2 separate regions of the Mus musculus genome follow, and region 1 is linked to region 2. A link is a loop called in an ENCODE intact Hi-C map of the cell type or tissue named here. Cell type or tissue: heart. All regions are shown on one strand. Each heading gives the region's core, and the rest is flanking DNA. Links, peaks and the distances in the headings are about the cores only.

The links. Peaks named below come from ENCODE experiments on the same cell type or tissue, not always from the same donor. Only the 100,000 strongest peaks of a DNase experiment are listed, where the experiment ranks them.
Region 1: a loop joins it to region 2, with 2.3 times the contacts of the local background. A loop is called at or near these places in 2 of 42 quality-filtered maps.

Annotation. Positions count from the first base shown.
Region 1 is chr2:102,310,930-102,313,849 of GRCm38, forward strand. The region is part of intron 4 of Trim44 (tripartite motif-containing 44); the gene reads right to left. It also overlaps the pseudogene Gm13868. Among named protein-coding and RNA genes, the nearest start is that of Gm52521, 54 kb to the right of the region's middle. In heart, for the core only: no CTCF peak of the experiment used is centred there; no DNase peak of the experiment used is centred there.
Region 2 is chr2:102,376,244-102,379,163 of GRCm38, forward strand. All of the region lies in intron 2 of Trim44 (tripartite motif-containing 44), which reads right to left. Among named protein-coding and RNA genes, the nearest start is that of Gm52521, 11 kb to the left of the region's middle. In heart, for the core only: no CTCF peak of the experiment used is centred there; no DNase peak of the experiment used is centred there; H3K27ac peaks cover 448 bases.

The sequences.
Region 1 (2,920 bases), core at 122-2,621, 65 kb before region 2:
TATATTTTACAAAGACTTTAGGTTAATAAAAAGAAATTATGTTTAGGTTTCACTGTTGTCAACATGAAATGATTCATATCTTGTTGTCATTTTCTGTTTTGGGAAACTACATTTAGTGGTCTTGATTCCTGGGGCTCCTGATGATTGCATGGCTACTCTTGATGGTATAGTAAGTACTGAGTGAGGTATTTTGTAGGAATGCCCTTCAGTAGGGATGTGTTGAATGTCTTGCAGATGATTATGGGGTTTTGGAAGAAGACTTCAGTGTTCAAGTGCAGCCAGCATCACATACTACAAAGGTTCAAGTTCAATATAACTTCATACTGTTAAAGCTGATCATCAGCACTGGGTTCAATACTGATTGGTAAACATTCCTTTCCCATTTCCTATAGTGTACCATTTAGAATAAAGGTATTATAAGAAGCCCAAATTGAAATGAGAATCCATACTCCTGTCTCCTTGAAGAGTATTTACATAAACCATCTGAAATAGTTTTGCATATAAGATTTTGTTGTTACTTTTACTCATCAGTTCAATCATCTGTACCAGTGTAGACTCCTGAGCCTTGACTTTATACTTGGGATTATAATCTAAAACTATATTGTTGTTCAGCTTTGGCCTTTAGAGTGCTTTTAGTTAGTTCTTAGCTTCCCATGCCAGTTCCTCACTGATGTGAACATTCTGGCTTACCTTTGAGCTCTTCCTCACTTTATGGCATTAAAACATCCCCCAGGCTCGTCTTATGTATTTCCTAGTTCTTAGAATCAGCTATTTTTCCAACAAGCCAAGGGTTGGTCGGTCTGTCTGTCTGTCTGTCTGTCTCTCCCTTTCTTTCTCTCTCTTTTCTTTTCTTTTCTTTTCTTTTCTTTTCTTTTCTTTTCTTTCCCTTTCCTTTCTTTTCTCTTCTTTTCTTTTCTTCCTTCTTCTTTCTTAAAAACAAACAAAACAAAAACAGAACACTTATTTTATGACTGTCTGAAATCCTCAAGATGAACTGGATGCTCCAACAGCTGCCCTCTTGGGTTTAGGTGTTGTTCCTTCATGGAATCCATGCCTGAATCTACAATAGACACTATTTAGGTGCCTCATCTACCCAGTCCTAATAGTGTTTTATTTCTTAGCTTTGGCACTCCAGTTATACTTTCTCTGGCACTTGCCAGGGTGGCTACAATTGCTACAGGTCAACTTCTGAAGGTGGTAGGCCTTAGAGCCACAGCAGCGTCACAATATGTACATCTTACTGTGATGCGTTCCAAAGGATAATATTCCTTTCATCATCTTGCTTCTGTCTTGGAGACCAAAGAGACAGAAAGAGAAGGTATGTGTTTCTAAAGGCTCTTGATACACTACTGTTAAATCATCTGTGTGGCAGAAATCATTGTGTGCTGATTTATAATCATTACTCACATGGGAATGAGAATGTGAGGAGAGCCATTTTCCCTACACTCCTGCCACAAATTGGATGATTTTAAAGCATTTGCAGAAAACTGAAGTAGCACTGAGAGGAAGAGGAGGGTGAGGAGGAAGGGTGTTTGTTAGAGGCAAATGGCAGGAGAACAGTAAGTTTTCCTTTTCTCTGACATTATATTGACCTTCCTTCCTACAACACTTGTGGATAACACATTATTGCTGATCTTCCATGGTGAGAATTGAGAGGAACCTTTCCATACCCTCTATTAGGATCCATGCAACTCAAGGGGGTGGAAAATGAGAAGCAGAAAATAGCCCAAGTTTGCCTTCCCTGTTTCCTATACCTTCAGGAAATCACCTGACCCAGTTTTCTCATCTTCTCTTGGCATATCAATAATAGAAACCAAATCTCAAGCAGTTTCCTTAAAAACAAAAACCAACAACCAAACAAACAAAAAACACAACCAACCAACCAACCAACCAACCAACCAAACCCCAAAACCAAAACCAAAACCAAAATAAAAAAAAAAACCTTAAACCTAAGACTTAATAAAGTCTGGGCTTCAAAATTTCAGTTAATCTAAGCTCCTAGATCTTACAAGTTACCAAGGTAGAAGGGGAAAAGGGAAAAGATCAATAAATACATGTTCTTATCACTAATTTCATCTCTATATGAAAAGTAGTGAGTGGGTGTGAGTCTCATGATGACTGTGAGTTAAGGTCTGAAATATATAGACCACTATATGTTGGAAGAACTACAACTCTTAATAAACTAGTGCTACTTGTATGACTAAGAGTTAAGAATGCTGATCTAGGAGTTAAACATACCCGGTTTGAGTCACAGCTCTACCAGTTAGTAGAGCTTTTGAGTTCTGTGCTTTTACTTGAAAATAGAGGACAAATTAGTAACTAGCTATTTTAAAGAGTTGCTAAAAGGAATTAAATGAGATTAGCATATATGTATATATATGGTCTCTCTATCTAGAGAATATATTGATATAGAGTATACACACTCACACACGTGTGTGTATGTGTGCATGTGAGTGAACAAGGTATAATCTTCATACACCTTATGAATATCTAAAAGACTGAAATCATCACATAAAGAATGGATATTCTGAGAAACTTTTCTAGCAGACTATGTCACTTGTTGGTCCTAGAGACATTGTTCAGGCAACTATGTTAACAGGTTTTACAGGTAAACAGAAAGCCCATTTTCTTTTCTAGTTGGTTGAAAAAAAATGAGGTCTATATAACCACTCCAATACTAAGAGTAGATTAAAATGCTATATCACAAACAATGACTGCTCTTATAAAAGAACAGCCTTGCTGATAAAGGGCAGGTCTGGTCAATGGACTGGTAAAACTCTTATCTTTGAGGGCTATTTTAGTTACCTTTCTATTGCTGTGATAGCATGGATCAAACAACTTATAGGAGAAAGAGTTTTGGAGGCTTAAAATTTTGGATGGTTTAGAGTTTATGACTATCATGGTGAGGAACATGTCAGCA
Region 2 (2,920 bases), core at 299-2,798:
CTTAGGAGGCAGAAGTAGGTGAATTTCTGAGTTCAAGGCCAGCCTGGTCTACAGAGTTGGGTTCCAGGACAGCCAGAGCTATACAGAGAAATCCTGTCTGAAAAAAAAAAAAAAAAAAAAAAACCTCAACTGAGGAATCTCAAATGGCCAAGAAGTACCTAAAGAAATGTTCAACATCCTTAGTCATCAGGAAAATACAAATCAAAACGACCCTGACATTCCACCTTACCCCAATCAGAATGGCTAAGATCAAAAACTCAGGTGACAGCAGATGCTGGCAAGGTTGTGGAGAAAGAAGAACACTCCTCCATTGCTGGTGAGATTGCAAAATGGTACAGCCACTTTGGAAATCAATCTGGTAGTTCCTCAGAAAATTGGAAATAGTTCTACCTAAAGATCCAGCTACACCACTACTGGGCATATACCCAAAAGATGCTCCAACATATAACAAGGACATGTATTCCACTATGTTCCTAGCAGCCTTAGTTATTTATAAGAGCCAGGACTGGAAACAACCCAGATGTCCCTCAACAAAATAATAGATACAGAAATTGTGGTACATTTATTCAATGGAATACTACTCAGCTACTAAAAATGATGACTTCATGAATTTTGTAGGCAAATGGATGGAACTAGAAAATATCATCTTGAGTGAGGTAATCCAGACCCAAAAAGATATACATGGTATGTACTCACTGGTAAGTGGATACTAGCCCAAAAGTTCAGAATATCCACAATACAACTCACAGACCATATGAAGCTTAACAAAACAACGCCAACGTGTGAATGCTTCAGTCCCACTCAGAAGGGGGAATAAAATAATCACAGGAGGCACAGAGAGGGAGGGACCTGAATGGTGAAGGGGAGGAGGAAGAGAAAGGGTAGGGCCAGGTATGGGAAAAGACAGGAGAGAAGTCTAGAGGACCAGGAGAATGAACAGAAATAAGTAGCAGTTGGGGTGGGAATGGGAGGAACCACTAGTCCCAGAAGCCAGGATTTGAGAGGCTCCCAGGACCCAAAAGAAATGACATTAGCTGAAATACCCAACCGTGGGGAGGTAGAACCTGAAGAGACCACCTCCAGTAGATAGACATGGCCCCAGTGAAGGGATGGGGCCACCCACCCATCTCAAAAGTTTTAACCCAGAATTGTTCCTGCCAATGCGGGGACAAAAAAAATGGAGCAGAGATCAAAGGAGAGGCCATCCAAAGACTGCCCTAACTTGGGATCCATCCTATCTGCAGACACCAAACCCCAACACTACTGCTGATGCCAAGAAGTGCTTGCAGACAGGAGCCTGATATAGCTATCCTCCGAGAGGTTCTGCCAGCAACTGACTAAGATGCAGATACTCACAGCCAACCACTGGACTAAGCCTGGGGACCCCATGGAAGAGTTAGGGGAAGGACTGAAGGAGCTGAAGGGGATTGAAACCCCACAGGAAGAACAACAATATCAACTAATCAGACACAACAGAACTCCCAGGGACTAAACCACCAACCAAAGAGTATACATAGGTGGGTCCATGGCTCCCACTACATATCTGGCCTCAGTGGGAGGGGAGGTGTTTGATCCTGTGGGGGCTTTTTGCCTCAGTGAAGGGGGATGCTAGAGGGGAAGGAGGGAGTAGGTGAGTGAGCTCCCTCTTAGAGGCAAAGGGAAGGGAGAGAAGAATGAGAGGGTTCATAGAGGGGAGACCAAGAAGAGGGACAACCTTTGATATATAAATAAATAAAGTATAGCATTAAAAGTCCCACGGTCTTTTAATAAAAATATAAACACTTAAAAAATGTTAAAAATTAAAAAAGGTTATGATGAATGAGAGAACCATGCTGTTTATAAATGTTTGCTTTAAGTACACTATTTAAAGGAAGCATTGAAAAGCATGTTTTGGAGGAAAGAAATCAACACAAAATAGAAAATGTACCTGTTGCTACTTGCATAAAAGGTTAGTTTGAGATTAGTATGTTACGCTTTTGGTTCAGTGCTTTCTCAGATAAACTCAAGAAAACTGTTAATATAAAAGAACTTGGTTTTTACTTTCTTACCTGTCTAGGGCTTCCCCATCTGCCAAAGACAAGTGCCTACATGACTATATATTTTTGTTTGTCTTGTTTTCTTCAGTATTTGAAACAGTCTCACTGTGTAACCCACTAGAACTCAGGGTGAGCCTGCTTCAGCTTTGTAAGTTCTGAGATAACAGGCCTATGGTATCACTCTCAGATGGACATCTCTTATTTCACTAAAGCTGAGCAAAAGTATAAGAAATGTACATGTAAACAAATAAGCAAAGCAAGAGACAAAAAAGAAAACAAGGGCTGGAGAAATGGCTCAATGGTTGAGAGCACTGACTGCTCTTCCAGAGGTCCAGAGTTCAAATTCCAGCAACCACATGGTGGCTCACAACCATCTGTAATGAGATCTGATACCCTCCGCTTGTGTGTCTGAAGACAGCTACAGTGTACTTCTAAATAATAAATAAAAAAATCTTTAAAAAAAAAAAAAAAGAAAACAAAAAACAAAAAGCAAACCTCTGTTTTGTGTAGCATGTTTCTGAATATTTGGCTAGAAATGAAATTTTTGCAAATTGGACCATATTAAACACATCTAGACAGTTAATTATTTAAAAGGCAACTTCCCAGCAACCATTTTTTGTTATTGTTTTTCTTACAAATTAAAGGTTGTCATTAAAAGCAAGCTTTATCCATAGTATAGGAGATGCTAGATACCTGGAGGAATGTAACCTTTAAAACAAAGCCTACCAGAGCAACACATGCATACATTACATGATTCCTCCCATCTTGTGCAATTTCTAACCCACCACTGGCTGATTCCTGTTCTCAAGGTCACTGCTGGCTGCATGAGCTGTTCCCTATGTTTCCTCTAGTTTTAGAACTATTCTTAGAACCACAGCACAGTC